Regions from separate parts of the Homo sapiens genome. Here region 2 is linked to region 1. A link is a loop called in an ENCODE intact Hi-C map of the cell type or tissue named here. Cell type or tissue: PC-3. All regions are shown on one strand. Each heading gives the region's core, and the rest is flanking DNA. Links, peaks and the distances in the headings are about the cores only. Region 1 has its middle 180 kb from the start of WDFY3. Region 2 has its middle 160 kb from the start of ARHGAP24.

The links. Hi-C counts contacts between places; a loop is a spot of excess contacts. Peaks named below come from ENCODE experiments on the same cell type or tissue, not always from the same donor. Only the 100,000 strongest peaks of a DNase experiment are listed, where the experiment ranks them.
Region 2: a loop joins it to region 1, with 9 times the contacts of the local background. A loop is called at or near these places in 4 of 110 quality-filtered maps.

What each region holds. Positions count from the first base shown.
Region 1 is chr4:85,139,177-85,155,904 of GRCh38, forward strand. No RefSeq gene overlaps it. Among named protein-coding and RNA genes, the nearest start is that of WDFY3, 180 kb to the left of the region's middle. In PC-3, for the core only: a CTCF peak has its summit at 8,485 (motif pointing right); a DNase peak (open chromatin) is centred at 8,525; H3K27me3 peaks cover 52 bases.
Region 2 is chr4:85,310,531-85,327,258 of GRCh38, forward strand. No RefSeq gene overlaps it. Among named protein-coding and RNA genes, the nearest start is that of ARHGAP24, 160 kb to the right of the region's middle. RefSeq lists an enhancer at 10,047-11,246. In PC-3, for the core only: a CTCF peak has its summit at 7,874 (motif pointing left); no DNase peak of the experiment used is centred there.

The DNA of each region.
Region 1 (16,728 bases), core at 4,053-12,052:
CAAATGTACAAGGAAAAAACAAACAACCCCATCAAAAAGTGAGCAAAGGATATGAGCAGACACTTCTCAAAAGAAGACCTTTACACAGCCAACAGACACATGAAGAAATGCTCATCATCACTGGCCATCAGAGAAATGCAAATCAAAATCACAGTGAGATACCATCTCACACCAGTTAGAATGGTGATCATTCAAAAGTCAGGAAACAACAGGTGCTGGAGAGGATGTGGAGAAATAGGAGCACTTTTACACCGTTGGTGGGACTGTAAACTAGTTCAACCATTGTGGAAGACAGTGTGGTAATTCTTCAAGGATCTAGAACTAGAAATACCATTTGAACCAGCCATCTCATTACTGGATATATACCCAAAGGATTATAAATCATGCTGCTATAAAGACACATGCACACGTATGTTTATTGCGGCAGTATTCACAATAGCAAAGACTTGGAACCAACCCAAATGTCCATCAATGATAGACTGGATTAAGAAAATGTGGCACATATCTACCATGCAATACTATGCAGCCATAAAAAAGGATGAGTTCAGGTCCTTTGTAGGGACATGGATGAAGCTGGAAACCATTCTCAGCAAACTATCGCAAGGACAAAAAACCAAACACCACATGTTCTCACTCATAGGTGGGAATTGAACAATGAGAACACATGGACACAGGAAGGGGAACATCACACACTGGGGCCTGTTGTGGGGTGGGGGGAGGGAGGAGGGAGGAGGGATAGCATTAGGAGCCATACGTAATGTAAATGATGAGTTAATGGGTGCAGCACACCAACATGGCACATGTATACATATGTAACAAACCTGCACGTTGTGCACATGTACCCTAGAACTTAAAGTATAATTTAAAAAAAACCTAAATGTGATATATGCTTATAAATTACACAGTATTTCTTCCAAGATAACTTAATCAATCCTACTTTGTAAATATTCCTACCCAGGAAAAATACAAGTTGATATAGAACCAGAGGTATAAATTTCAGCTATTTTCTTTATGGTCTCTTCAACTTCATGTCTCATTTGACTTGCAGCCTAAGAAATTGTGAATCTGTTGGTGTTCTCCAGGTTTTTATAATAGTGGATTTGAACAACCAATTTCCTATGAAATTTAAGCTATAATTTCCTTTTCAATGTTACAACATACCATATTATCTATCCCAATATCTGGTTTACAAGCCTCCCAAAGGCTCTTTCAGGTATATGCAGCATTACAGTATTTGCCAAGTAAAAAAAGTATTTCAGTTCCAAGGCTTGCATGAAAGGAAGCCCTGTGTATCTGTGGCTGCCAAATTGGCTGAGCAATTTCTTCCTGATACTTCCTACTGCAGATGAAGAATATGAACAGGTGAACTGTTACCTTTCCCTAGAGTCAAAAGGGCCTTCCCACTGAAGTCCATTGCCAGTCATGCTAAATTAAACATTCTTGAAAAAACAGAGGGCAAAATCTTGGGGGCATCATTTTCCTCATATTGATCCCCTTGAAGTTAATGGAAATGATATACAGAAGAATTGGGTGACAATGGTGGTGGCAAAACAGTTAGGTTTGTAGTACATCATCATCACCACCGTGACCAAATGCTTCCTAGAGTCTCCCACACGTCTGGATGGCACCAAGGTAGTTGTAATAGGTTTATAGTGCTTAGTTTTGAACTGTTTTTCAGGGTTACAATGACAATAGGTCATGAGTTTGCGGCAAGGGGAGCGGGTACCTCCCCACACCAACTCCCCTACAAAAGCAGCACAAGTGGTTGCTTTTTGGCTACAAGACAAGTAAGAAATGTGATAATGAAGTCGTGCCTTTTTATTTGCTCACTCTTCCAAAAGGTAGAATCTATCTCTGCTTCTGTTCAATATTCAGAACATTTATATGCAAAGGTATGTAATTAATAGATCTGGAAAAATAGTTAACCACTAAAAATCACTAGTGATAGAAATTGGTGGCAAGATTGCAGAATTAGGCAAAGAGCAGTAAGAAAAAAAAAAGTAATCCTGACTCTTGGTAGGCAGGTTTTATTTGGAAAGTCTCAGAGGTCAGCAATATTTAGGCAGGTTAGGTAGGTCAAGCCAATGACCGTTCAAATAAGACAATGCTATCCTCATCATGAGCACAGATTCTGTGACATAGATACTCCAAGTATTATTGTCAAAAGGGAGGCCAGAATGACAGCCAAGAGATAGACAGAGGTAGATGAAAGGTGGCAGTCTACATAAGACTCAGGAAAGTCAAGACGGTTTTCAGAAGATCCGAATCAGCCAGTGTATCAGTGACAAGAGGAGCTTAGTCATAAAACATTACTCTCTGGGTATTGTTTTAAAGAAAGAAATGTCATTTAAATAAAGAAATATGTTTTTTGTTTTTTGTTTTTTTTTTGAGACAGAGTCTCGCTCTGTTGCCCAGACAGGAGTGCAGTCGTGCGATCTCAGCTCACTGCAACCTCTGCCTCCCCGGTTCAAGTGATTCTTTTGCCTCAGCCTCTCAAGTAGCTGGGACTACAGTTGTGCGCCACCACACCAGGCTAATTTTTGTATTTTTAGTAGAAACGGGGTTTCACTATATTGGCAGGGCTGGTCTCGAACACCTGACTTTGCGATCTGCCCCCCCCCCCCCCCACCCCCCACCCCCTCGGCCTCCCAAAGTGCCGGGATTACAGGCGTGAGCCACTGCGCCCGGCCCTAAGAAATGTCTTTCACTCTTCTAGCGAGATGGTTCATGAATCTAAGTCTGGATTTCTAGGGATGGGGACTCAACAAGTTACTATAATGCTACACCTTGTTCCTTCACAACACATTGAAAGAAGTTCAGTTTATCATATGGAGATATCAGATTCTCTATAAAATTTATTAGGTGATCTCTATCATTCATTATGGAAATTTCAAATAAAAACAGTACAGAGAATAGTAAAAACAACTAATCACCCAACTTCAAAAATTACCAACATACAACCAATTTTGTTCCAACAATATTCCTTATACTTCCCTCCCACGACAGATACTGAAGCAAATCTCAGATGGCATATTATTTCATCTGTTAAAATTCAGATAGCACTTTTTGTGAAAAATAAGGACTATTTTTAACATAATTATACCTCTCACATTAACAATCATTTCTTAATATCACCAACTATCCATTTAGTATCTAAATTTCTCTGATTATCTCATAAATGTCTGTTTACAGTTATCATTTAAAAAATAATTAATTAACATATTAAATGTATTTACAGGGTACAAGTGCAAGTTCCTTACATGCATATATTGTGTAGTGGTGAAGTCTGGGCTTTTACTGTACCCATCACTTCAATAGTGAACATTGTATCCAATAGGTACTTTTTCAACCCTTACCCTCTTCCTACCTTCCTACATTTTGTAGTCTCTAGTGTCTTTAATTTGACTTTGTATGCCCATTGTTTAGCTGCCACTTATAAGTGAGAACACGCAGTATTTCACTTTCTGTTTCTGAGTTAATTCACAGAGAATAGTGTCCTCTAGTTCCATCAATTAGTATCATTTTGAATCAGGTCCCAAACAAGATCCACATTGCTTGGTGTGCTTTTTTTCTTATACGCTGGAAGAGCACATTATGACTTTTTACTAACAGTTCTTCCTTCTTGTTTATTTTTTTCCCTTGCCATTTACTTGTTGAAGGAAACAGGTCACTTGTTTTTAGAATTTCCCACATCCTGATTTTAGCTGCTTGCATTATAGGAGGCTTAATTTAGCATGTTTCTCTCATCCTCTGGATTTTCTGTAAAAGAGTAGTTAGACCTAGAGGCTTGATCAGATTCTTGTTTGCCTTTTGGTAAGAACATTTCATTAGTGCTGCTCTGTACTTCTTATTGAATCACATCAGAAGGCTCATAATGTCTGGTTGTCTCTTTTTGTGATGTTAAGATTGATCAGTGGGTTCAGATGATGTCAGCTGATCCATCCATCACAACTTTCCCACCAGTCCTTCAGGTAATGGCTTTAGTAGCCGTTAATTATTATCTAGATGGATTATTTCATTAGGGTTGCAAAAGGGTTATCCTTTAATTCTATCATTCCATTTGTATTTCTTAGCTAGAATTTATCCATAAAGAACTGTCTTTTGTGGACTATTTAGATAATCTGGGAAGACGTTTGTATAGCCAAGGTAAGGTAACTATTTAATATTTTTCACTTTATTTTCCTCTTTATCATTTTGAGGCAATTATTAAGCCCTTACTCTAATGTGTCACAAGAAGGCACACACAAACCAATGGGAAAATCAGAGCTCTAGATGCAGAACTAAGGGACCTAATCTTGCCATTGCCTGGTATGTAGCAGCAAGTTTGTACATGTGACATATCTGACACATGCACTTCTCTGTGGTCTAAAGAAACATCTTTAATGATACGTCTTATTTCTATAAAAATTTAATTCTCTAATTCCTATAATTTCTGACATTGTCAGGACCTGTATCTGCTGCCTTTAATCATACATACATTCTTAGTTCTATAAATATATTTGTAATCCCACTCGCTGTACATTGTTTTTATGGTAAGCTTCCATTATTCATTACAGAAAAGATTCATTGAATATCTGGCTCCATTTTATATAGACTCACTATTGTGTGTCCTTTATCTTGCTTTCTACCTTAACCAATCTAGTAAGACTGCTTTTATTAAGTCAGCCACTTATTTCTGGCAAAAAACTATATATTTACCTACTATTTTTTTCACTTTGATTCTGCTTATTAGTTATGAAAACTTAGTCAACTCATCTTACTCCTCTAGCCTCAGTTCCTTCATTACTAAAATTGGGATCAAGAAACCCTTCTCCAGAGACATTCTGAAGACTAACAAAGGTAAATTATGTGAAATCAGTAGTCATAGAGCCATTCTTACATTCATTTATCCTGTTCAGCAGTCATTGAGCTCTTTCTGGTGGTAGCTTCTAGGCTAAGTCCTAAGAATATGTAAAGTGAAACAGACATGGGCTTTGCTTTCAGGATGCTTCAGTCTGACGGTGAGTATACACATTAAAAATATAATTGCACCTAATCCATAGGTGTTCCACAAATGATTGCCGTATTTGACAATTCAGCAATTTGACTGTTCAATTGTTGATTTATTGCTTATTTCTATCCATTTATTAGAAATTAATGTTTAGTTCTGGCTCACTAATGTTTTCACGATATAGGTGTCATGAATTTCTTTACTGTGTTTGAAAGAACGTATGACACTGAGTTTCACTTTAGAACTTCCTAAGTATTAAGTATATAAGTAAAAAATGCTGGGAAGTGGAGAATTTTCGTTTTGTTCATTCACTCATCCATTTATCAACTGTTCAGTGCAACTAGAATAAGCAAGATGATTTCAGAGAAGATAGTGATGCTCAGATCAACTTGTTTTATAAGGCAACAGAGATGAGTTAATCAGAATTAGACAATGCCTCTTCTGTGTTTGACTGGCTATTATTGCCTGCAAATTGCATCAAATATTTTAAAGATTTGAGATGAAAGATTTGGATCAATATGTCTGATTTAATAAAGCCACTTATAACCCGAGACAGATTGACCATACTTAAAAGAAGTAGGTCTAGATCTGTGAGATAAAGAAATGACTAGCGAATGTCATCTGCCAGAACTGAACTCATATGTGCTTGTCTGTGGCTTTATAAGGAAAGTTGTGTACTTTTTATCTCATTTTCCCATTCTCATTGGTATTTCTTAATTGCCAAACACATCTTTGGCTACTTGTTTTGTGTATTTAATACCATATTCTCTTTGTTGACATTGAGTTAGTCTACGACATATAGTTTAAAATAGCTAAGAGAGTGTATGTGTGTGTGTGTGTGTGTGTGTGTGTGTGTGTGTGTTTTAAGCAGCCATTGAGATGACTCAGAAATCTAACTTCTGTTCAGGTGTGTAAGTTGGATTCGTGTCATATCTTTTAATTCTTAGCTTTATTACTTTTTTTTGCTGGTGATTAAAGGAGAACATATCATCTCGTTGATATTTTGCCTCTCTTACTCTTTTTAATAGTTTGATCACAACTTATTTTCTCTTAATTGTTTCTAACTTTCTCATAACATTTCTCTTAACTTTTAGTTTCCAAGAGTGAAGGTATGGTTGAACATACTCTTTTTCTAAATTATTTTTCCACTCTTCTGTAAGAGGATTATGCTTCCTGGCTCTGTTGATATCAGATTTGGTCAAATGACTTGCTAGGCCAATGAAATGTGAGTGGAGGTAACATGGACTACTTTCTGATAGAAGCTTTAAGAACCATCATGTAGTTCTCTCATTATTCTCCTTCCTCTGCCATGTGATAAAAATAAGGGCTGCTGCTTCAGTTTGGGTACCAGGATGAAGAAGACTTTCAGTGTGAATTAATGTGAATTGAGGCTGACAGGCATTAATGAGAAATAATAAATAAAAATAGACAGCTCAGATTTGGGGGTCATTTGTTATAGCAATGTATTAGTTGACTAATACAAAGGAACATGCTAGTTTCATAAGCAGTGGGGCTGTGTATGATGGCTCACACCTGTAATCCCAGCACTTTGGCAGGCCAAAGCAGGAGGATTGCTTGAGGCCAGTTCAAGATCAGCCTGGGCAATATAGTGAGATCCCATCACTAAAAAATTTTTAAACAATTAGCCAGGCAACATGTCTGTAGTCCCAGCTACTTGAGGGGCTGAGGTGGCAAGATTGCTAGAAAAAAGAGGCAACAGGATGGACTGTTGGCATAAGAAAGAGAAAAGAGCATGTATTTTGGAGTAAGGTAGATCTGGGTTTGATCAAGCTTTGAATTCCACTAGTTGTGAATACTTGGGCTAGTTATTAAACTATTTATACCTCACTTTTTTAATCTGTGAAATGAGGGATAAGCCTACAATAAACTTATTAAGTTTGCTGTGAAGATTAAATGAGATCATCGCATTAATGTAATTCTTATTGTTGTAACCAATAGTCAAATGCAAAACTATATAATAACTCAAAATTTATGGAAGTTTACTTCTTACCTAAACTACAAAACAGATGCTCTTAATTGTCAGGTACATTTATTCCAAACAGTGACTCAGAGACGAAGCTGCCTCTTTCCATCTTGTGGCTCTGCTGTCTGCAGTATGTGGCTTCCAAGGTTGCCTGTGGGATATATCCATTCCAGTCATCCAGAAGGGCAAAAGAACATGAAAGATCCTGAAAGGGAGGTTTGTCATGGGCGATGCATGGAAGTGGTACACATTGCTTTTGCTCACAGTACTGGATTCTGATTAGAATCCCGTTACATGGTCATACTTGAGTCAATGTTGGCTGTAAATGTAGTCTGGCTATGTGCTTAATAAGAAGAGGAAATGGTTGGTGAACAGTTAGCAGTCTCTGCCATAGTGATATATGTAAAGGGCATAGACTACTAACTAGCACCTGGCAGATACTTAATAAATATTCTTTTCTGTTTGTGTCTCTAAGTTCCTTCAAACCTTATGTAAATATCAAAAGTGTTTATTTGCTGGGATCAGACAAATGACATTTAAAATGGAATATATACATTTTGAAGCCATAAAAAATATATACTTTTTAGCTCAGGGGTCTTCCTTGGTATTCACACAGCACTTGCTTTGTGCAAAGGTCTTGGATCACTGGCAATCAAAACTAGAGTTCCTAGAGGCATTCAATGAATGTCTGTTGAATGCCTACCTGAACAAATATACCTCTCTCGATTTTAATAAAATACCATGACTGAGCCAGGGGGAACTAAACTGGCTTCCTAGAGACTATTGCCTTGCTGTCTAAGAATCGGTATTTAACTTTTACTTACTATGGGAAATGGTTGTATTTATAACCCAAACTTAAATTAAAATTTTAACTAAGTGTTAGCTAAAATTTTCCAGTTAATTTCATTGTTATTGAATTATTTCTTTGGATTTATACTTTGAGGCTGGATACATGTAAAAACTATTGATAATTTCTGCTTGTTGAAATCAGGCTTGTGAGAGTTCTTGCAAATTTATAAAGATATGTTTGAATCTTAGTTTTTCTTATTCTCTTAGGCAACTCATACTACACATATGGGCCTCGACTATTTAATCAATAAAACCAGATGAGGATAAAGACTAGGTTATATACTCATAGTGAATTTTAAATGGGGTAAAGAATGTAAAACAATGAATACATTTTCTGGCATGTAGTAAATACTCAGTAAATGGTAATTTTCTATTAATATTAATAGCAATAATGATAGTAATAGCACCATAATACTAATAATGGAAAAATAATAAACTATTATCAGGGAAGGGCATATTTTTCTCAGAGGCACACTGTAGATGTGCAATAGGATGATTAACCATCTTTGCCTCCCTAGAACAACACAGAACAAGGTTGGAATATGCTTCCCGTTATGCCAAGGGCAAGGTTTTGTTCTCACCTGAGTGTTTTGACACTGCATAATTTGATAGTAAACAAATTATGTCACGTTTGGCGTGTACTCCTTCATATTTTTGAAAAGCCACTAGAGGGTGCTACTTTGCTAGAAAAATACAAGTACTTCCTTACAGTAACATTTTCAGTCTGCAGCCGCGACGTCTGATGTTAGGGACTAGAACTGAGATCTCTGCTGTGAGTATCCGGATACAATTTATTCATTTTCTTTCGCTTATGTAGGAAGTAAATAGGAATAGCTTAGGTAAGCTACAAAAGTTGATTCAAATAAAATCCTAGTCTTTTATTTCAGTAAAGGTTCATACCCATTCTATTAGGAAAAAATTGTCAATATTTCTTACTAAACAAAATTGTGAGGGTAAATGACTTTCTTATGAGATATAAGCTGGCTTTAATACGTGTGCTGTGTTTTTGCTAGACTTCTGTTGTTTTAAGTTTGGTATAAGGATATTATTCTGTCTTTGGTAGTTTTTAATTATAAGGGTTAGTGAAAATGAAGATCATTTTGTATGATTTTGCTCTCTGAAAAATAATGTTTCAGTGAATCAAAGGTCACAAATATATTCAGGTGGCTGAGGTGCAGGTAAACTAAGCCTGTGACCTTCCTTTTTGTTACTCTGAGTGTAAAGTAAATGTTATGTTGGTGAGAGGTTGTGTTAAGCGTCAACCTCAATTATGAATAACGGCCTTTAGTCTATAGCTCATACTCAATGGCAAGTGCATCTTTGTGGAGGCAATTATCTAAGGATGAAACATAGTCAGCATGGGTCGAGTCAAAATATTTCTGCAAATTAACCATTGTCTTTTCAGCTGACCATGAGGTAATGAGATGAAAGAAGATTGTCAGTAGTTGAGTGAGAGGAATAAATATATGGGAGACATAAAGAATCCTAGTTGTGTAATAGATGTGAATTATACAAAACCTGGATGTTCTCATTTTTGATCCCTGATAGAAGAGTTAGCTTCCTGAGAGATTTTTGTCCTACTACGTATTACTTCAAAAATATAAGAGTTGGGGAAAAGGGTTTCTGATTTGTCTTCCCTTAGTGAAAGGAACACTAAAAAGTTTCAGACAAAATTATCTGAAAGAGTCTAGCTCCTCAAGTCTTTTGAGTTTCCTCTACCCTAGGTAACTAATCAAGTCTGGGTTGTACTTGATGATTAAACAAGAATTTGGTCACTGGGGTGGTGCATGGGGTGTGTGTGTGTGGTGTGTGTATTTCACACACTCACATATGTCTAATTACAACTTTAAGAAGTCATGTCAGAGAGTATCTTTTTATTCTCTGTCTTACCCTACTTTAATTTTCGGTGTTAATTCAGCGTTTATAGCTTGTTTGTATGATTATCTTTAGGAGCAGTTTTGTAAGTTAGGTAGTTATTGGTGGTGGGAGAAGGGGAGGAGTCAGTATATTCCGATTTTTTTCACTGTTGTTATGTTTTTCAACTCCATACTTTAAATCTTGTACAGATAATTTGAGACTGGCAACATTTAAGTGGCTCTAAAACACACAAAAAATTTCCATCTATCTTTTTTCATTAATGTAGATCATGTCTTTCTGTTTATTTAACTCCACTTTGGGATATAAATGAAATCAAACGGGGTTATATCCTTGTCCATGCTGGGGAGTACTTTCCTAGCACAGGACAGTTGGCTAAATAGTCCATACAGTAGATTAGAAGGGGAACTGTCAAACCTGGACTGAATTTTTACTGAGAAAATACCTCTATTTTAATTTGCCAGCTGTATAAAACATAGATTACAGAAAATAATATTGAATTGGAAGGTGGGGGGCAGTTAGCATTCTGGTTCTGATCTGTTCCTAAGTTGTTGGCTAATGACTTTATCTTGGGTAAACCATAGATATGGTTTATCCAAGCTTCAGTTTTTTATTTGTTTTTATCTTATAGGAAAGAATAGTGTCTCTTTTGTTCATATCAGAGGATTGTTGAGTGACATACAAAAAAAATGCCCTAAATTATAAAGACCAACAAAACTGTTGCCATGGTCTGTCAATGTGGTCATGAAAATGGACTTTATAAGATTCATTAAATACTATTGGGGAAATACCCTGCACCAGCGCTCTGACTTCTAATTCTACACATTGCTCCCTTCAAATGACCATACTGCATGTTTCAGCCTGACAAGAGATGCTGAATGTGTGATGATGGGGGAGAAAGGAAGAGGTAGCTCATCTTCCAATGTTGTGTACAGATTGTCACTGCCAACACCCTACAGCTGTGCTTTTGCTTTTGATTTCTTCATGCCTTTTATATGACTCAATTCCTGCTTTAAGGCACATTGTATTCTTGGCTTCTTAAGCTCAGATGCTCAAATAATTCCATGGGGTCCACTATATAAACTTAAAACCACAGTGGATGTGAAATTGGAAATACTAAACTTGGAACTGTTCTTTTTTGCTCATATTTTCTCATTTGATAAATTGAGGGAAGCAATGTTTTTCAGTAGCTCCCTTTGGTATAGCTCCATGGCTCTCAAACCTTGGATCTAGGCTTTTATTACCTCGCTGGACTAAGTATTGTTAGGAAGTCCTCTTCTTTTGCCTTGTACACCCTTAAACAAGCCCAATAAACGACAGCCTTGGTTTCCCTGTCTAAGCTGATCTCTCTCTCTCTCTCTCTCACACACACACACACACACACACACTCCAACATTATCTGTATGTATGAGGCAAGATAGATGGAGATTAGAGAGATCAACATATCCCTTTATTCCTTATGATTGATAAAAAACTAATATTGGAGAATGTGCCTTATGGATGTGGCAATAATGGGCATCCTAATAACAAACTGCAGGCCCAGCCAGAGTAAACTTGGAATCTCCTGGGTGACAGTCTGCCTCCGCTATAGCTAAAGGCTAGGTGGAACATGTATACACTTTCAGGGTAGCTGGCTCCCTCAGAAATGTGGAGGGAAAAGGGCTGAGCTGGCCGGGTGCGGTGGCTCAGGCCTGTAATCCCAGCACTTTGGGAGGCTGAGGCGGGCGGATCACGAGGTCAGGAGATCGAGACCATCCTGGCTAACACGGTGAAACCCTGTCTCTACTAAAAATACAAAAAAATTAGCCGGGCTTGGTGGCGGGTGCCTGTAGTCCCAGCTACTCGGGAGGCTGAGGCAGGAGAATGGCATGAACCCTGGAGGCGGAGCTTTGCAGTGAGCCGAGATTGCGCCACTGCACTCCAGCCTGGGTGACAGAGTGAGACTCCAACAACAAAAAAGGGCTGAGCTATGCCTACTTAGTTCCTCTCCCAAACTTATCAATTAAGTAACTGACTCCACGTTTCTAGGGTGAGAAACCTTGGGAAAACCCCATTACAGAAAACTGAGAAAAAGCAAATAACTGTCCTTACCCCCAGCCCCCAAAATATTCTCCAGGTGCTTGTTTTCTTATATTATGGAACCTAATCATCAGGTCTGTAGAAAGCAGATGGTTACCACTGATATCTGACTTCTGGTGGCTCTGCCTGGGACCACTGGTGATAGAGACAACATTTTCTCTTGGAAATATCCAAAAAGGTCAGTCTATACTAGAGCTGAAAATTCTCTCTCCTTTCTCTTCTCAATCCAAATGATATCCATCTAAATTGTCCAAGCTTATTAGAAATTTTGCAATGATATTTAATGACTACATGAGGCCATCCCAATAATAGTATGCCAAAACTAGATGTCCTAAACTGTTATATAAATCTCTGCCCATTATTAAATCCTTCAACAGTAATAAAAGAGCAAATTTAAACTCTTAAATGGTATAGTTCAAATGAATTAAAAACCAGACACACATATATTTCACTTTTGTTATTTCAAAAAAATTAGTGATAAAAACATCGCTTCCAATTTCTCATTCTGATCAGTGTCAGCAGAGAATTCTTGGTGGCTGGGGAGGATGAGTTTCCTTCAGCAGCTGCAGCTTGGATTATTTCTCACAGAATGGGTGTAGTTCTTTCACAGCTTCAGAAGTTGCATGAATTCAATGCCAAATTTTTGATGTGCCTCATTATTTTGAAGGGGGTTTACAAGATTATTATGACACTGGCCTCACTCACATCAGATTGAGAAAAAATGAATCTCCAGCCTCTGGAACAGTTTTCCCAGGGAAACTCAGTATTTAGTGATGCCAAAGATTATAAAAGACATTTAATGAGATCTGGGAATAGGATAGACAGTCTTGATTTTGGTTTAATCAGGATGCCACTGTATGCCAGTTTTTTAGAGTCAATGATTGGAGACCTTGCATTCAACTGGGAGAATTGGCCATAAAGACGTTACCTCTGGCACTAGAGAACTACCAGATCTTGAAGAAAAATCCATCTATGCACATGGTCTCTGCTACAAAAGGATATTTGAGACATGCTGGGTAAGCTTAGGAATTTGCAAGAGCTTCTGCATTCTTATCTGGCCATGTGTTTCAGGCATCCTGATGGTGGTGTAGTGTGGATTCTGTCTAGTAACATGTTATCCACTTTCTCCTCTGCCATGGTGGTGGATCCACTGGTCTTGCTATAAAATTGGTTAGTCCTCGGAACTCTTCCTCCTACTCATAACCAGTCCAGCTGGAGAGACACCCTCAGTAAATTTTTGAACTCAAAGTGTTTTTGATAATTTTTGAAATTTGAAGCCTTAGGGAGGTTTAGTGAGAATGGGTATCTCCATGTGTTCTTCAAGACAGTTGGTCTGGTACAAAATATGTAAAGTTAGGACCTCACACACATGTGCTCTGAAGCACTCATAGAACTTAGATGCCTGTGCACTTTGAAGACAATGCCTACATACATGGTTTAGAAATATAGAAAAATCAACAAAAACTGCTTCACCTCTTGTCACACACAGTGGGTAGTTTAAGGTCCTGATGTAGCAGCCAGCTTCCACAAGTCTTTTTGGCCCATGTGGCTTTATTTAAAGCCTGGGAAGGCTTGCTTGTGGAAAAACAGCTTCTCCCTATATAAAAATAGCCACACACCCGTGAACAAGCCACCATAAGCTACAGGTCCCCGACAAATTCAAAATCCTCTAGTGACCCATCCTTTTAAAGCCCCAGGTTTAAAGCTGCTGCTTAGGCTGCACTGATTATATGCACAACAACAGCTGTGAAAACCAGTTGTATAATGCAATACAAGCCCTTGCAAACCACCGAGGTCAACAAAAGACACAGCCTGATCTCTTCCAGTCCCTCAAGATTCAATTTTAGTTTTGCTACCCAAATTGCACTCCACATCTATCTCTTAATGTTCCTGGCTCAAGGCATCATATTCTAAACACTGTCTTGAATTCAACTTCCCAATCGTAGGTAGAGGCAGAGGCAGAGTCTGCCCTCTAATACATGAGGCTTGGGATAACACAACTGAATGTCTGCTCTCTGTAGTTAGCTGGATCACAAGGGTGGATGGCAGAAAGAGCTGGGATACTTGTTTCCAGTTCCTTTCTGAAACTCACCTGTCAGGTAACTCACTCCATCTTTGTGCACAAGAAGCTGGACGTATTTAGGATAAACCCCTCTTTGCGGAAAGCAGAGGAGTGAAGTTCTAGTCCCTCTCAACATGACCTGATTCGATTTTTCCCCTGTGGCCTCCTTTGATAGACTGTCTTGAAACAAGTGTTTCTTTCCAGAATAAAAACCAAACAAACACAAAGGACTTATGTGTTCTAAGTAATTGAGGAGCTCACCAGTTGAATGGCTTGACTGATGCGTCATCAATTTTAATTCTGCTGCAGAGGGTTTCCCCAGGTGCTTTACATATGCTAGCTGTAACTGATCTCTTCAAGCACTCAATGTAACACTTTTCTGGAAATGCTGGGTTAAGTCTTGCTTTCCAAAAGTAAGCTGGAAAGATTTCAAATAACATGGATGGAAAAAAATTGAATAAACAGGAAAATGATTCACAGTGTGCATTGATACAGGGAGATGTAATTACATTAAATTAAATGAGGTAATAGTTGTGAAAGAACTTGGCAAACTTGTAAAATACCATATGAAGGTAAAGTTTTAGCTTTTACATTCTGTACAAATGGATTGCAATTTGAAGTCCACAGTTCCTATTATAAGGATTTTGGTAGGAAGGTTAAAACCTAGTTTTACTCTTCCTTACATTAGGAGAAGCCTTGAAATGGTAAATGATCTTTCTAAGCCATATGGTCCATAGTCACCAACATAAGGAATGTCTAAGTGGGACCAGAAGTCAGTATGTTTCTCTTAATGATCAGTGTCAGAAGTTTGTGAGTGCCTAGATTCATGTGAAATGCAAGCTACCAGGGCATAAGACACTGACAAAGCTGAAAACTGGACCATAAAAAAATCTTAACAACATCAACTCAGAATATGAAAAGAAGAGATATGTATCTTCTGGAACTAAAGATGAGTTAATAATTTTTTCCTATATGTGAAAAAAATAATTTTCGCCTATACTGTGAAAAAATTATTTGATGAACAATCGCTTCTCAGTAATGATAAAATAATATTATTTTGTTTTATTTTATTTTTTCTGAGATGGAGTCTTGCTATGTTGCCCAGGCTGGAGTGCAATGGCATGATCTCTGCTCACTGCAACCTCCGCCTCCTGGACTCAAGCAGTTCTCCTACCTCAGCCTCCTGAACAGCTGGGATTACAGGCACCCACCACCACGCCTGGCTAATTTTTGTATTTTTAGCAGAGATGGGGTTTCACCATGTTGGCCAGGCTGGTCTTGAACTCCTGGCCTCAGGTGATCTGCTCCTCTCGGCCTCCCAGAGTGCTACATTACAGGCATGAGCCACCATGCCCAGCCTAAAATAATATTAAAAAGCCCCACTCTGTCTCTGTCCTTCTATATAAATTTAGTGTACATAAATGTAATTCTGAGTATTAATCAACAACTTGTTTTTTCCCATTTTGTTTAAATGGTTAGTTCAGGGATGCATTCTCTTAAGTCTTAATGAAATACCCCCATCAGTAAAACAAAAATTTTCCTTTGGGACTTACAGTATACAGTAAGTTTGTCTATAGTGCAGAACTTGAAATTGTTCCAACACAATTGATATATTAAGGAGCATTTGAAGCATGACACAAATTTTGCCTTTGCTTCTGCACAATTTTGTTTGTGAGAGACTGCAGTCAACTGTAGCCAGTTGAACCCAGCTGCATAGGAATTTATAAAACACACACATACACACATCTCACATATTAACATCTACCCCTTACCTCATTTCACTATGTGTATTATGAGCCACGCCCACCCACATCTGGTGTTAGAACTTGCAGATCCACTTCAGATAACCTTCCTTCTGCCATTTCATAATAACTCATAAGCTGCAACCCTTCTGCAAACTTCAGGTCTTTTTCAAGGTAAAGCACCATATTTATTGTAGTATTTATGTATTTCATAACTATTTCATGTGTATAAAACTGTAATACCATTTTATTAGTTTTCTATTTTTTTAATGTGTAACTGATGTTTCTGATTTTAACCCCATTTTCTCATGAACCATTTCTTTTAGTGCAACTTGGCATAGCATGGTAATTTAAGGAATGCAGATACTGTATTGTAGCAGAACTGACTGGATTTTAAATTCAGTTTTCCCTTTATATTTATATTTTGAAGCAACAAGTAAATACAATTCTCTATTTTCCATTTCCGTTCCTCCATCATTTTTGGATAGTGCTGTTAGCTTACCTGCAAGATCCTTGCCAGGAGGCACCTTGTAAGTTTCTGTTGACAGCAAGCCTGTCTGGATTTGCATGAACTGTGAGTGATTTCTTGAAAATCTACACTTTTGAGGCTGAGTACAAACCTGCAGGAGTCCTTCTTTAGGCCCAGAGACATTAGCTGATGGCACTCATGCATCCTTGTTTTTCCATGTTCTGAACAGGAGAGGAAGTTTAGCAGTCAGACACTTTCATATATGGTATTTGATAAATATGTATATAAAATATATGTAAGAAAAAATTTCCCAAGGATTTATTTTTATAAAATATTTTTATTTGTGCATCTGTCTCAGGCCAGGTGAATAATATCACATATAGGGTAATAGGCCTTTTACTCTGATCTTTATTGCTGGATTTGTCTTTAGAAACCCCTTATCTTATTCATTATGTGTCCTATGTTATGCGCAGCCATAGTGCATAAAAGATAAGTTGTAGAACAAAATGCTCAATGATTTGAGAGAAATATACTTTCTCATGAAAGCTGAGAAGGGATATTAATGTTTATTAACTTCTTCCTATGTGCTAGGAAGTTGGTTACCTTGTTCATTGATAACACATTCAGTCTATTCATTCAATCTTCACACTATCCCTTATTTTTATTCTATTCATTTTA
Region 2 (16,728 bases), core at 3,930-11,929, 170 kb after region 1:
TATCAATTTTTTGTGTGTCTATTGAGATGATCTTATGGTTGGTTTTAATTCTGTTTATGTGATGTATCACATTTATTGACTTGCATATATTAAACTATCTCTGCATTCCTGGGATGAAATCTATTTGATTGTCTTTTTAGTTTGCTGTTGAATTTGGTTAGCTAATATTTTCTTGAGGATTTTTGCATCTATGTTCATCAGGGATATTGATCTGCAGTTTTCTATTTCTGTTATGTCCATTCTTTGTTTTGGTATTGGGGTAATATTGGCTTTGTAGAATGATTTAGGGAGGACTTCCTCTTTCTTAATCTTTTGGAATAATTTCAGTAGGATTGGTACCAATTCTTTTTTTTTTTTTTTTTTTGAGACGGAGTTTCACTCTTGTTGCCCGGGCTGGAGTGCAATGGCACGATCTCGGCTCACTGCAACCTCCACCTCCCAGGTTGAAGTGATTCTCTTGCCTCAGCCTCCCAAGTAGCTGGGATTACAGGCATGCGCCACCACACCCAGCTAATTTTTTGTATTTTTAGTTGAGACAGGGTTTCTCCATGTTGGTCAGGCTGGTGTCAAACTCCTGACCTCAGGTGATCGGCCCGCCTTGGCCTCCCAAAGTGCTGGGATTACAGGCATGAGCCACCACACCCGGCTGGTACCAATTATTCTTTGAATGTCTGGTAGAATTCAGCTGTGAATCCATCTGATGGGCAATTTCACTGACAATTTTTAAATATGGATTTGATCTCACTGCTTGTCATGGGTCTGTTCAGGGTTCCTATTTCTTTCTAATTTAATCTAGGAGGATTGTATGTTTCCGGGAACCTATCCATGTCCTCTAGATTTTCTAGTTTGTGCATGTAGAGATATTCATAGTAGCCTTGGATGATCTTTAGTATCTCTGTGGTGTCAGTTGTAATGTCTCCAGTTTCATTTCTAATCGAGCTTATATTGATTTTCTACTTTTCTTGGTTAATCTCACTAATCATCTATCAATTTTGTTTATTCTTTCAAAGAACCAGCTTTTTGTTTCATTTATCTTTTGTATATATGTTTCAATTTCAGTTAGTTTTGCTCTGATCTTTGTTATTTCTTTTCTTCTGCTGGGTTTGGATTTGGTTTGTTCTTGTTTCTCTGGTTCATTGAGGTGTAAAATTAGGTAGTCAATTTGTGCGTTTTCAGACTTTTTGATGTAGGCATTTAACACTATTAACTTTCCACTTAGCACTGCTTTTGCTGCATCCCAGAGATTTTAATAAGTTGTGTCACTATTGTTCATTTCAAAGAATTTTCTAATTTCCATCTTGATTTCTTTAACTCAAATATTCAAGAGGAGATTATTTAATTTCCATGTATTTGTATAGTTTTAAGTATTTCTTTTGGAGTTGATTTCCAGTTTTATTCCACTGTCTGAGAAGACACTTGATAGGATGTTGACTTTCTTAAATTTATTGAGACTTGTTTTGTGGCCTATCATATAATCTATATTGCAGAATGTTTCATGTACTGATGAGAAGAATGTATATTCTATTGTTGTTGGGTAGAACATTCTGTAAATACCTGTTAATTCCATTTGTTCTAAGGTATAGTTTAAGTCCGTTGTTTCCTTGTTGATATTCTGTCTTGATGATCTGTCTAGTGCTATCAATGGAGTATTGAAGAACCCCACTATTACTGTGTTGACGTCTATCACATTTCTCAGGTTTAGTAGTAATTGTTTTATAAACCTTGGATATCCAGTGGTTAGCTGCATATAAACTTAGGATAGACTAGTCTTTTTGTCATTATACAATGTCCTTCTTTGTCTTTTTTTACTATTGTTGCTTTAAAGTCTCTTTTGTCTAATATAAGAATAGCTACTCCTGCTTGCTTTTGGTTTTCATTTGCATGGAGTATCTTTTTCCACCCCTTTATCTTGAGTTCATTTCAGTCCTTAGCGTTAAGTGTGCCTCCTGAAGACGGCAGATACTGGTTGGTGGTTTTTATTCATTCTGCCATTTTGTATCTTTAAGTGAAACTTTTAGGCGATTTACATTCAACATTAATATTGAAATGTGATGTACTAATGTAGTTATCATAATAGTTGTTACTTAGATACTTTGATGTTATTTTCATTATAATATTGTTTTATAGGACCTGTGAGATTTATGCTTTAAGGAGCTTCTATTTTGGTGTATTTTATAGATTTAGAGCTTTTGTTTCAAGATTTAGAACCCCTTTTAGCATTTCTTATAGTGCTGGTTTGGCAGTGGCAAATTCCCTCAGCATTTGTTTGTCCAAAAAAGAATTTATCTTTCCTTCATTTATAAAGCTTAGTTTTGCTGGATTCAAAATTCTTGCCTGACAATTATTTTATCTGAGGAGGCTAAAGATAGTACCCAAATTCCTTCTTGCCTGTAACGTTTCTGAGAAATCTGCTAGTAGTCTGATAGGTTTTCCTTTATAGGTTATCTGATGCTTTTGTCTCACATCTCTTAAAATTCTTTCCTTCATGTTGACTTTGGATAGCCTGATGACCATCTGCCTTAGTGATGATCTTTTTGCAATGAATTTCCCAGGCATTCTTTGAACTTCTTGTATTTGGATATGTAGATCTCTAGCAAGGTCAGGGAAGTTTTCTTCAATTATTCCCACAAATATGTTTTCCAAACTTTTAGACTACTCTTCTCCCTCAAGAACACCAATTATTCTTAGGTTTGACCATCTTACATAATCTTATATTTCTTGGAGACTCTGTTCATTTCTTTTGATTCTCTCTTTCTTTATCTTTGTCTGATTGGGTTAATTCAAAAGCCTTGTGTTTGACCTCCAGAATTCTTTCTTCTACTTATTCTAGTTTATTGTTGAAACTTTCCATTGTATTTTGTATTTCCCTAAGTGTGTATTTTATTTCCAAAAGATCTGATTGGTTTTTCTCTATGATATCTATCTCTTTGGAAAATTTTTCATTCATACTCTGGATTGCTTTTAAAATTTCTTTTTGTTGGTGTATTAGTCCATTTTCATGCTGCTGATAAAGACATGAGTGAAATTGGGAAGAAAAATATGTTTAATGGACTCACAGTTGCACGTGGTTGGGGAAGCCTCACAATCGTAGCAAGAGGCATTTCTTACATGGTGGTGGCAAGAAAGAATGAGACAGAAACAAAAGCAGAAACCTCTTATAAAACCATCAGAGCTTGTGAGACTTATTCACTACCATGAGAACAGTATGGGGGAAACGGTCCCCATGATTTAATTATCTCTCACTGAGTCCCTCCCTACACATGAGAATTGTGGGAGTATAATTCAAGATGAGATTTGGGTGTGGACACAGCCAAACCATATTATTGTGCCCCTGCCCCCTCCCCAAATATCATATCCTCACATTTCAAAACCAATCATGCCTTCTCAACAGTACCTCAAAGTCTTAACTCATTTCAGCATTCACTCAAAAGTCCACACTCCAAAGTCTCACCTGAGACAAGGCAAGTCCCTTCTGCCTATGAGCCTGTAAAATCAAAAGCAAGTTATTTACTTCCTAGATACAATGGAGGTACAGACATTGGATAAATATACCCATTCCAAATGGGAGAAATTGGCCAAAATGAAGGAGTGAAAGGCCCCACAGAAGTCCAGAATCCAGCAAGGCAGTCAAATCTTAAAGCTCCAAAATGATCTCCTTTGGCTCCATGTCTCACATCCAGGTCATGCTGATGCAAGTGGTAGGCTCCCACGGCCTTGGGCAGATCACCCCTGTGGCTTTGCAGAGTATAGCCCCCCTCCTGGATTTCATGGGTGGCATGGCCTGCAGCTTTTCCAGGTGCACAGTACAAGGTGTCAGTGGATCTGCCATTCTGGGGTCTGGAGGACAGTGACCTTCTTCTCACAACTCCGCTCAGCAGTGGCCCAGTAGGGACTCTGTGTGGGGCCTCTGACACCACATTTCCCTTCTGCACTACCCTAGCAGAGGTTCTCCTTAAGGATCACACCCCTGCAGGAAACTTCTGCCTGGGCATTCAGGCATTTCCATACATCCTCTGACATCTAGGTGGAGGTTCCCAAACCTCAATTCTTGACTTACATACACCCAAAGGCTCAATACCATGCGCAAGCTGCCAAGGCTTGTGTCTTGCACCTTCTGAAGCCACTGCCTGAGCTGTACCTTGGCCCCTTTTAGCCATGGATAGAGCAGCTGGGAAGCAGGGCACCAAGTCCTTAGGCTGCACACAGAATGGGGACCCTGGGCCTGGCCCACAAAATCATATTTTCCTCCTAGGCCACTGGGCCTATGATGGGAGGGGCTGCTGCAAAAGTCTCTGACATACCCTGGAGACATTTTCCCTATTGGCTTGGCAATTAGCATTTGGCTTGTTACTTATGCAAATTTCTGCAGGTGGCTTGAATTTCTCTTTAGAAAAATAGGCTTTTCTTTTCTATTGCATCATCGGGCTGCAAATTTTCTGAACTTTTTGTTCTATTTCCCTTTTAAAACTGAATGCTTTTAACAACACCCAAGTCACCTCTTGAAGGCTTTGCTGCTTAGAAATTTCTTCCACCAGATACCCTACATTCAAAGTTCCACAAATCTCTAGGGCAGGGACAAAATGCTGCCAGTCTCTTTGCTAAAATGTAGCAAAATTCACCTCTGCTACAGTTCCAAACAAGTTTCTTATCTCCATCTGAGACCAACTTAGCCTGGACCTTATTTTTCATATCACTATCAGCATTTTTGTCAAAGTCATTTCACAAGTCTCTAGGAAGTTCCAAACTTTCCCACATTTTCCTGTCTTCTTCTAAGGTCTCCAAACTGTTCCAACCTCCACATATTACCCAGTTCCACAGTGGTGTCCACATTTTTGAGTATCTTTACAGCAGTGACCCACTCTACTGGTACCAATTTACTGCATTAGTCCATTTTCACACTGCTGATAAAGACATATTTGAGATTGGGTAATTTATAAAAAAGAAAAAAAAAGAGGTTTAATGGACTAACAGTTCTACATGGTTGGGGAGGCCTCAGAATCATGGCAGAAGATAAAAGGCATGTCTTACATGGCAGTGGGCAAGAGAGAATTAGAGACCCAAGCAAAAGGGGAAACCTCTTATAAAACCAGCAGGTCTCATGAGACTTATTCAGTTCCATGAGAACATTATGGGGGAACTGCCCCTATGATTCAATTATATCCCACTGGTTTCCTCCCAAAACACATGGGAATTATGGGAGCTACAATTCAAGATGAGATTTGGGTGGGGACACAGCGAAACCATATCATTTGGCAAAGCCCAATTCATTGTTTATCTTATTGGATGCATTTTTCATCCTAGACATGATAGTTTTTATCATTAGAAGTTTGATTTGCATGTTTTTTATATGTCTTATGTAGTTAGATTTTATGCATGAGAAAACTGAAGCAAACAGAGGACATGAAACTTGCCTAAGATTTCAGAGCTATTAAGAAGTGGATGCCAGAATACAAATCTAGGTAACCCAGCCCCAGAGATTGCACTTTTAATTACTACTTGTCCCCTTCTCTTTAAGGACATGTTATTATTTCATACTATTCTCTTCCAAAACATTTAGAACAATGCTTGGCACATACAAAGGTTATAACAATTGCTAATTGTAGAATTAAACGCTGGAAAGCTGCAAAACTTTATGAAGATTGAAAACTCAATTCAGATGACAATTATTTTTAAAATTTCCCTGGTCTTTCCACAATTTTTCTTAAAAATTTCCCTAATCTCTTATCACTAACACAAGGTAAAGTTACTTCCTATGCATTTTTATCCATCTTATTCTTAATTCTATAACAGCATTACAAAATTGTATAGCTGTATGTGTCTTTGAATGTTGAATTGAAATTAAATTGGATGATGGCTCAAGTAGTCAATAAAGTTTTAGGGCACAGACAGCCTACTGGATGGTCAAGGGATGAGGTGTAGCTGGTTGCCACCAAAGAAAAAGCTCACCAGATGCCACCTGAAAGGACACATAACATGATTTTTAACCATAGGCAATGTGCCGTGGATAGAAACTGGGCAATCTTCAAGGGCTACATTGGCACCCATGAGACTTGTAGGGTTGTTCTGTATGGTGACAAACCTCAGGGAGTGGCATTCATATTATAATTTATTTGAATAGTAACTCCCCAGAATTGTGGAGTCCACAGCTCTCACAATGGTAGGCAGCTGCCCAGTGAGGCTATCAGACAGGTTGTAGATTAAGGTGATCTAAATTGGACCAGAGCTGGAGGCAAGGTGGCTGATTCGACTCCTCCCAGCAGAACCCCTGAAGATCTGGTTACCCCACGTTAAGCTCTATAGATCTTTCATCCCTGCCAACCCCTACTGTTTCCTCCCTGTTCAGTCAAGTTTCCCTCCTTGGAACCTATGGAATTTATATTCTGTCTTGAAGGCAGGGAATTTAGCTCTAACTCATTGGATTTCTTTGCTCTGAGTTCCCTCACAGGCTAGGCTTTTGAAAACATTTACATACTCTACAGTAATAAATCTTCCTTGAAGCTTGTATGTTACAAGATCATATTATTGCACAAATGGAGGGGAGAGTTAAAAACACTAGAAAAGGAAGAAAACATCCATTACTGTTTCAAATACATTAGTCTCCCAACTAGACTATGAGCTCCTTAATGGTAAGGAATGTGTTTTTATAAACAGAGGAAATGCATTTGAATACGATTCAGATTTGCTCAAGCTAAATTGTCAATTCTTTGTAGTTCTCATTTGTGCTACTACTCCAGAGGAAACTCTGTTCTACTATTGTATTCTGCACAATTTTATCCTGAAAATGTGTTGTGTGCTTGACAGATAATTCACGTCTGTTCTCCAGAGATTGTTTGTTTTATAAGACTACTATTTGTTTCCCTAATTTTAGGAACTGTTATATTGATTTTCCCCTTTAAACCTGATTATAGCTTATAGCTATACTGAGTCCCACCATTCAAGTCTCTTAGAATCATAGCTCTGAATTCTGAGAAGGGGGTAAAAGAGCCTTACTCTTTACTTTAAATTGTCACACTTTTCTTGTGATAAAATTATCTGTGGCATATTTTCAGAGGTGTCTAGACAATTATATTTAAAATTCTACTGGAGAAGATTTAATGAAAATATTCATTTTACATTGTATGCTTGGATTTACAGTTTGTATCTGAAATATAATCGAATGCAAATAATGTGTAAATTAAAATATGTAAAATTATAATTAGTATCCATCATCTGCTGACTATAGACACAAAGCAACACTTTAAAAAAAATCTCATTTGAGCTTAGTATTTTCAGTAAAAAGAACTGTGAATTCACATTCTAGAGTTTCAGTTGTATTACTTCATTTTGTGATTTGAGAAAACATTTCACTTCTGTTTTTTCTCTTTAAAATGAGAGAATTGGATCACCTGTGGGCTTGCTACTTTGCATAAATGTAAATTAAAGAAAAATTATTTGGCTAAAAAATAAAACACAAATTTTATTGTGTATTTTCTCAGGAAATGAAATATTTGTGAGTATATGTAAGATTTCTTTTATTTCTCTCTTAATAAAGAGTTTCTTTTTTAAATTTAATTTCAGAGTATATAATAAAGTACTATCATAATGGAATTTTGAGAATGAATAAAATTAGTTTCTGAAATTGGTACATTTTGCCTCCCTACTAGTCTTCTAAACCACCTAATTGAAAACGTGGTTTAGGGCTCTTAATGTATTCTTTAAAACAAGATTTTTTCCACTGCAAATGGAAAAAAATAAACAATGTTTTTAATCTAAAAAATATTATTCCCCAGGCCCATTGTGTTGGAATGTATGACTTTCATCAGCTACTTTTCTCTTGGGAGTAGCCTTAAAATGCTTTCTATTTTATTTAGAAAACAGCTTTCACACACACTGCCACCTGCTGATCTTTTTCTCTTGCATCTCACAGTAAGCCAATCATTTTTCACATTCTTGCCCAGCAATTTTAATCAATTTCTTATTCTCTAACAGCTACACCTAATGAGTAGAGCAGCAAAACTGTTGATCAACAAGTGTTTTCTAAGGGCTGGACATCAGTCAATAGAATTTGGCCCTCTCCAGGCCTCCTTCCTGATATTAAATTGTGAGTCAGAAACCACAGGTGAAACCAACAAGTCTCAACTAAGGCTATGACTTAACAGCAAGTGTACAGGGTACCTTCAAAGAGGTGGTAAGCAGATTTTACAAAATCCAGAATATTTAAAGGTATTTCAGAGGAAGGAAGACTTAAGAAAGGAAGCTATAAGTTGTTCATGCAGGGGAAGAGAATCAGCAAATGACAAAAGTCACACAGATATTAACCAAAAAGTACTCATTCCCTAAGCCAGGATTGAACCCAGGTCACCATTGTAAAATGGCAGAGACCAAAACAAAGTACTGCCATGTTGTTACAGGTTATGCTCCCAAGGACATAAAACAAGATGGAGACCTGCAGCAAAGTTTGTTACTGACCAGTTTGCTGGGCTGGCTTGAATAGAGGGCTTATCGGTTTCTAGGGATGCATTCTATCCTAAGGTACTCCTCTTTCTGATAGAAAGATAGAGAAAGACAAATTCTTGGCACAAAGTACAACAGATTCACCACAGCTTAAGACTAGCCTCATAAATCCTTTTTTTCATTAATTAAAACTTTACAGAGGATATAAACTGTGATTATATTATTCATTCAACTGGTTTGCACAGGGAGAGGGAGACCAGAAGTCTGACTGTTAAGAACTTTTACACTTTTGCTGGCGTGTCTGGCTTCTGTGTTCCCTTCCCCTGAGTTCAATTTTAAGCCAAGTAGTTTAAGGTTTAGAGAAATTAACTTTTCCCAATTTGGGTATGCATCTGAGGAGGAGTGTCCTGTGGTACAGGGACACAATTATTCATCTGCAAAAGGAAAACAGAGGAGAAAAAAGAATGTGTTTTATCCAAAGGAGTCCCAGGGATTCATGAGGTATTTGAGAAAAATACAGACTGAAGATGATTGGCTAACCATCTAGAAAGAGGGGAACAAGGAATCCCTAGTTCCTTTATCTTCCAAGCAAATAGCCAAAGTATGTGAGGGAGAGAAGAAGAGGCATCCCCCTTCTTTCTCCCATTTTATATCCCCAAGTCCTGGTGACCTCAGTAGGGTGCTGCCCATGGATGCCAACACAGCTTTCACCCATGTTAACAGTGAGGCCTAAGGGGTGGGAGTTATCCATATTTGCCCATGCACTGCCTCTTCCCTGCTGTGAGTAACTTTTGAGTTCCTAGATCTTGTCTATGCCATGCATGCAAGTATAACCTTCAACCATGAAGTGGGAGGGCCTATCCAGTAAGAATTAGTCATGCTCACCTGCGTTGTGCCCCATCTTCTGTTGTTGCCTCCCTCTGCATCCCTTAGATCCAGTTTTCCCTCTTATGGTTTCAACCCAAAGCCTGGAATTGAGTTTGGGACAAAAGCGTACCTCAGGGGATACATGAATTAATTTAGATTATGTCACAGATGGCTGTCACCAAATTTGCAGCCAGCAGCCTATGGGGTCACTCCTCCATTGCTTCCCTATCATAAGCAGAGTGTTAAGGTAGGGAAAAAAAAAACAAAAAACAAAAAAAAAACCTCTCTCATAGAAAAGCTCCCTGTATTCACAGGGCTATGTGCATGTGCTAACTCCTGGTATGGTTGGTATGGTGGAGAAAAGAGAAAAACAAAATAAGATGAAAAAACAGCTTAAGTGTGGGGAAGATGTCTGGGGGACAAAAAGCCTCTTGCTTTATGCAAATGGGCTCCTCCAACAGGGAGAGAAACTCTTAATTGTTTTATCCTCTTCTTGGCTTGGCCAGGGAAGGAAAGCCTCTGTGGGCACATGGTGGGAGGGGATGGTGAGCAGGAAAAACTGACCAGCTGGCTGCATGGAGCTCTTGGCCCCCAAGACCACCCTGGGGATGAGTGGTGGCTGTGTCTCATTCCTGCCCCACATGGTCATTGGATGCAGCATATGCATGTGGCAGACATGGCCATGCACCCCACCTGGTGCAGTTGGGGAGCCGCCGCTCACCCGTCTGTCCTGCATGCATACCCTTGGCTGTTGGGGTGTGGGTGGGGGATGCCTTTAGGAACAGATGGAAATCACATTGTTCTGAATTGCATATCTGATGGCTGGGCCAAATGCTCATTCTACGTAGTAATATCTCTGCAGTTTGCAGCAGCACTTTTAACATTATAAAAGAAAAGATAGGGGCCATTTCCAACCATGAAGAAAGGAAGGAAAAATCCATAGAAAAGTCTGAGGGTCTTGGCCAACTTCAGAAAAAAGGTTGAAGATGAAAAGACTTGGGGATGAGAGTGAAAGGTTTGGGTCTGCATTTACTCACCCTCCAGGTGTCTCCATATGGGCCACCAAAATAATGCAGGATTTCTACTCCTTAGTTAAGCTAGGTCCAAGTTCTTGTCTCATGACCAGGAAGAATTAAGCATGCAGACCCTAGAGAATGGGTGGAGTAGAATTTATTAAGTGAAAGGAAAACTCTCAGCAAAGAGAGGGGACCTGAAAAGCAGGTTGCCAGTTGTCCCCTTTACAGTTCAATACCCGGGCTTATGGTGTGAGTTCCTGGTGGCTCCACACCATCCTTCCTGTGCGTATGTGGGCCCTTAGACTGAGCTACTCCATATTGATTCATTTCTCTTACTGCGCATGTGTTAAGGAACTAAGTTTTCCACTTTGGGCATGTTTAGGCAAGCCCTTTGTGCAAGTTCCCTTATCTGCATAAAACACCTGGTATAAGCACTTTTGAGGTGGGTTGATGGTTCTCCAGGGACCCTTCCCTTACTGTCTGCCCAAAGCAAGCTGGCTAACTCCTTTCAATACTGTTACTAATGCTGAATTCAATGTATTATTAAGTGACTGGGTGCTATAAGCTGAGAATTATTTATTGGTAGTAAATGAAGTTCACATTGACATAATACATCATAATCTTACCTCTGCTTGAGGCTGATGTGGTAGAGTCATGCAATGTATTCCTCAAATCTCATTTCATTTCTTTCTTGGGCACATAGACAGGTTGTATTTCTTAACATTCCTTGCATTGGGAAGAATGAGCCTATGATTGAGTTCTGACCAATGGAATGCGGGCAAAAATAAAATATTCCACCTACAGGCCTGACACTTAAAAAGCCCTCTTGCCAGGTTTTAATACTCTTCTTTCCCCATTCCCATAGCTCTAGAAGGAAGATTCAGTGGAAGACTTTAAGGCCACAGGGAATGGTGGCATTGGGGAAAAAAAAAAAAAACAAAAAAAACAAACTAGTTCCCTGAGTAACTGCATGGAGTAGAGCCCTACCACACACCCCCAATCCTCTGGCAAGCTGCTTATGAAGTGAATAAAAAATTAATCTGCATTTTATTAAGCCAAGATTTTAGAACTGTTATTTATAGTAGTTAGATTACCTTCAGTAATACAGCTTGTTCATAAATTTATCATTCTTCCTAAATATTATGCCTACCATTCAGAGATCAACTGTGGGCTTTGAATTCCAGGCTTAGCAAAAAATGGCAATTAGGTTTTACCTTATTAGCCAATTATAGGATTTATTGTAGAAGGCTGAAGGTTAACCTTAGCAGATTTTTGCCAAGCTATCTTTAATTTCAGAGGATAAAGGAGATCAAATCTGTTAGTGTCCTTTATCAGGGGCAAAGGAAAGAAAAATAGTGGTGTAACTGTCACATATTGGCAATCCCTGGATAGGACAATTAAACTTTTTGAAGGCATTGATAAGACAGAACTGTGAAATAAGACAGAATTGTGAGATAAGCCTAGGATGCAGTCAAAATTACTTTTCTTACAGTAACAATATAGTTTACTATTGTGACTGCATAATTATAGAGCAAATCCTAAATTTTAAGATCCAGAACTTGTTTTTGTTGAATGAATAAATGAATAGAGATTCCCAGTGTTTGCCTTCTAAGAAAACCTTCTTTTAAAATTAGTAGTTTCCCTGGTGGTCTAGTGGTTAGGATTCAGTGCTCTCTCATAAAATAAGTAGTAAAGAAAGATTACAAATTTATACATGGGTGTCAGCTTCATGATTATTTTTTGTGCTATCAATTATTAGATTTTGAGCTCCATGAGGACAAACATCTTTGTCTGTTTTGGTCCCACCTGTATTCCCAACACCTAGAAGAATGCCTGATACATTGGAGGGACTTAATTAAATATTTGTTGAATCAATAAATGCAGTTTAAATTCACCTTATTCTGAGTTTGATTTGTTTCTAGAAACAAAGATCTTTCTATGCTGTGTTTATAGTTGACCGTACTTCCACGCTTAATATCACAGGTCTTGTAGGTTGGTTGTTTGTTTAATTGGCTATTTATTCATATCAGAGAAAGGAATTATTCTTAATGTGGAAGGGACCCTAGAATCAAATTATACAGACCACCATTTGTGCTTCTTTATCTCTGAAGCATTTAGTTCTGTAAGCAAAAAAAAAAAAGAAAGAAAGAAAAGAAATTTTGTATAACGGCATTATGCAAAAGCATCACTGACCCTTCCTGGAAACATGTGCTTCTGAATTAAATAAATAATGTGTACATAAATATAAACATATATACTATTAGTAAAGGGCATTGTTGTCCTTTGATGTTATTCCATAGTTTTAAAAAAATTCTAAGCAGACATAAATCATGAGGTTTTTTCACACTGAAAAAAATAAAGAAAGCTCAGTGCTAAAATCACCTGCAGGGCCAGCTTGATGGGCACGCAGTCTGTACAATTGCCCTACCCTTGGTTAATGTTCTTAAAAATCTCAATAATTTTTGTTCAAAGGACCTCATGTTTTCAATTTGCACTGCACTTGCAAATTAGGTAGCCAGCGCTGATCCTGTAGCATCTTCTAAAATAGACCTTATGGATAAGCAGGGCATTTCCTGTCCCAGAACAGTTGCCCAATAGCAAAAATGGATTTTTGAGTGAATAAATTGATAAATAAAAATGTTTTAATGGCATAGCATAAAAACACAAACACTTGTATCTAACAGTCAAGCAGAAGAGGTTCTTACTCAAATTAAGAAGTGGAGGCAGAAAGAGTGAAGGGTGAGAAAAGGGCACTCAGAAGTTCTTTTCTATCCAAATCCATGAGAGCACAAAGTTGACCATAATTTCATTGCCTATGAAGCCAAGTAAAAGAAAATAAACCCTTACTTGTAAAAGCAAATCAATATCTTTTAACTTTTGCTATTCTTAATGGATAGCTGCAATATACTCAAACACATTCAAGAGTTTATAAGACATTCCGTTGAAAATCATTTTCTCTTATCAAATTTAGACAGGTTCTTTTAATTTGAATGAACACTACTTCTTTTGTGTAAATAGTGTATTATAAATTGTAATGTTATTATTTGAGGTTTTATAGAATCGTATTTTCTGTGAATCTTAATTTTGGAAAAATATCATCTTCTTAACCTGCCTGATATTTGGCAACATACTGGCAGAAAATAAACTTGAAACTCAGGAAGGTTGGCATTAGATCAATAACAGGAATGAAAAGAAATCTCAGTCCAATCTCAGAAATTTAGATCTACCATGTAGATGTGTTGTTTTCAGCACAATATCATACATTGTTTTGTGCAAATTATAGTCATACCTAATAAGCTAAAAGTTGGCATATCATCATCAAACAGCTTTTGCACAGCTACTGAAAATAGCACTGATTGAAGTGGCATGGATTTGCTTAGCTTGGGTTGTAATCGATTTGATGTCTATCCAGCCATGTTGAGAGACTAATAGTCCTGCAATTGCCTGCCTTTACCTCTGCATTCCTGACCATCTGCTGAGAGGAGTCAGGTAATGGGTTTTGTCACATTTCAGACCTATTATTTCTGCCTGGCCTAGAAGTATTTTCTACAAAAGCAATAATGTCTGCATGTGTTTAGACATTAAGGTTAGTTTTACATTTAACTTCTCAGTAATTTGACTAAGGTCAAGAATCTGATTACTTTTCATACTAAACGTATCTGATTACTTTTCATACTAAAAGTATCTGATTACTGTTAGTAGATACTAATTTATAAATTGTATTTTCGCTAGAGGGATATCATTTATTTTGGAAGAAATAAATGATCTCTTCAATCTCTAACTTGATGACTAATCTAATAGAAAGTTCCCACACAATAATAATGGGAGACTTTAACACCCCACTGTCAACATTAGACAGATCAACGAGACAGAAAGTTAACAAGGATATCCAGGAATTGAACTCAGCTCTGCACCAAGCGGACCTAAAAGACACCTACAGAACTCTCCGCCCCAAATCAACAGAATATACATTCTTCTCAACACTACACCACACTTATTCCAAAATTGACCACATAGTTGGAAGTAAAGCACTCCTCAGCAAATGTAAAATAACAGAAATTATAACAAACTATCTCTCAGACCACAGTGCAATCAAACTAGAACTCAGAGTTTAAAAACTTAAAAACTCACTCAAAACCACTCAACTGCATGGAAACTGAACAACCTGCTCCTGAATGAAAAGTGGGTATATAATGAAATGAAGGCAGAAATAAAGATGTTCTTTGAAACCAACGAGAACAAAGACACAACATACCAGAATCTCTGGGACACATTTAAAGCAGTGTGTAGAGGGAAATTTATAGCACTAAATGCCCACAAGAGAAAGCAGGAACGATCTAAAATTGACACCCTAACATCACAATTAAAAGAACTAGAGAAGCAAGAGCAAACACATTCTAAAGCTAGCAGAAGGCAAGAAATAACTAAGATCAGAGGAGAACTGAAGGAAATAGAGGCACAAAAAACCCTTCAAAAAATTAATGAATCCAGGAGCTGGTTTTTTTAAAAGATCAACAAAATTGGTAGACCACTAGCAAGACTAATAAAGAAGAAAAGAGAGAAGAATCAAGTAGATGCTATAAAAAATGATAAAGGGGATATCACCACCGATCCCACAGAAATACAAACTACCATCAGAAAATACTATAAACACCTCTATGGAAATAAACCAGAAAATCTAGAAGAAATGGATAAATTACTGGACATGTACACCCTCCCAAACTAAACCAGGAAGAAATTGAATCTCTGAATAGACCAATAACAGGCTCTGAAATTGAGGCAATAATTAATAGCTTACCAACCAAAAAAAGTCCAGGACCAGACAGATTCACAGCTGAATTCTACCAGAGGTACAAGGAGGAGAAAGTACCCTTCCTTCTGAAACTATTCCAATAAATAGAAAAAGAAGGAATCTTCCCTAACTCATTTTATGAGGCCAGCATCATCCTGATACCAAAGCCTGGAAGAGACACAACAAAAAAAGAGAATTTTAGACCAATATCCCTGATGAACACCGATGCAAAAATCCTCAATAAAATAATGGCAAACCAAATCCAGCAACACATCGAAAAGCTTATCCACCATGATCAACTGAACTTTATCCCTGGGATGCAAGGCTGGTTCAACATATGCAAATCAATAAACGTAATCCAGCATATGAACAGAACCAACAACAAAAACCACATGATTATCTCAATAGATGCAGAAAAGGCCTTTGACAAAATGCAACAGCCCTTCATGCTAAAAACTCTCAATACATTAGGTATTGATGGGACATATTTCAAAATAATAAAAGCTATTTATGACAAACCCACAGTCAATATCATACAGAATGGGCAAAAACGGGAAGCATTCCTTTTGAAAACTGGCACAAGACAGGGATGCCCTCTCTCACCACTCCTATTCAACATAGTGTTGGAAGTTCTGACCAGGGCAATCAGGCAGGAGAAGGAAATAAAGGGTATTCGATTAGGAAAAGAGGAAGTCAAATTGTCTCTGTTTGCAGATGGCATGATTGTATATCTAGAAAACCCCATCGTCTCAGCCCAAAATCTCCTTAAGCTGATAAGCAACTTCAGCAAAGTCTCAGGATACAAAATCAATGTGCAAAAATCACAAGCATTCTTATGCACAAATAACAGACAAACAGAGAGCCAAATCATGAGTGAACTCCCATTCACAGTTGCTTCAAAGAGAATAAAATACCTAGGAATCCAACTTACAAGGGATGTGAAGGACCTCTTCAAGGAGAACTACAAGCCACTGCTCAATGAAATAAAAGAGGATACAAACAAACGGAAGCACATTCCATGCTCATGGGTAGGAAGAATCAATATCGTGAAAATGGCCATACTGCCCAAGGTAATTTGTAGATTCAATGCCAATGAATGTGAAGAATGACTGTCTTCACAGAACTGGAAAAAACTACTTTAAAGTTCATATGGAGCCAAAAAAGAGCCAGCATTGCCAAGTCAATCCTAAGCCAAAAGAACAAAGCTGGAGGCATCACGCTACCTGACCTCAAACTATACTACAAGGCTTCAGTAACCAAAACAGCATGGTACTGGTACCAAAACAGAGATATAGACCAATGGAACAGAACAGAGCCCTCAGAAATAATGCCACACATCTACAACTATCTTATCTTTGACAAACCTGACAAAAACAAGCAATGGGGAAAGGATTCCCTATTTAATAAATGGTGCTGGGAAAACTGGCTAGCCATATGTAGAAAGCTGAAACTGGATCCCTTCCTTACACCTTAAAGAAAAATTAATTCAAGATGGATTAAAGACTTAAATGTTAGACCTAAAACCATAAAAACCCTAGAAGAAAACCTAGGCAATACCATTCAGGACATAGGCATGGGCAAGGACTTCATGTCTAAAACACCAAAAGCAATGGCAACAAA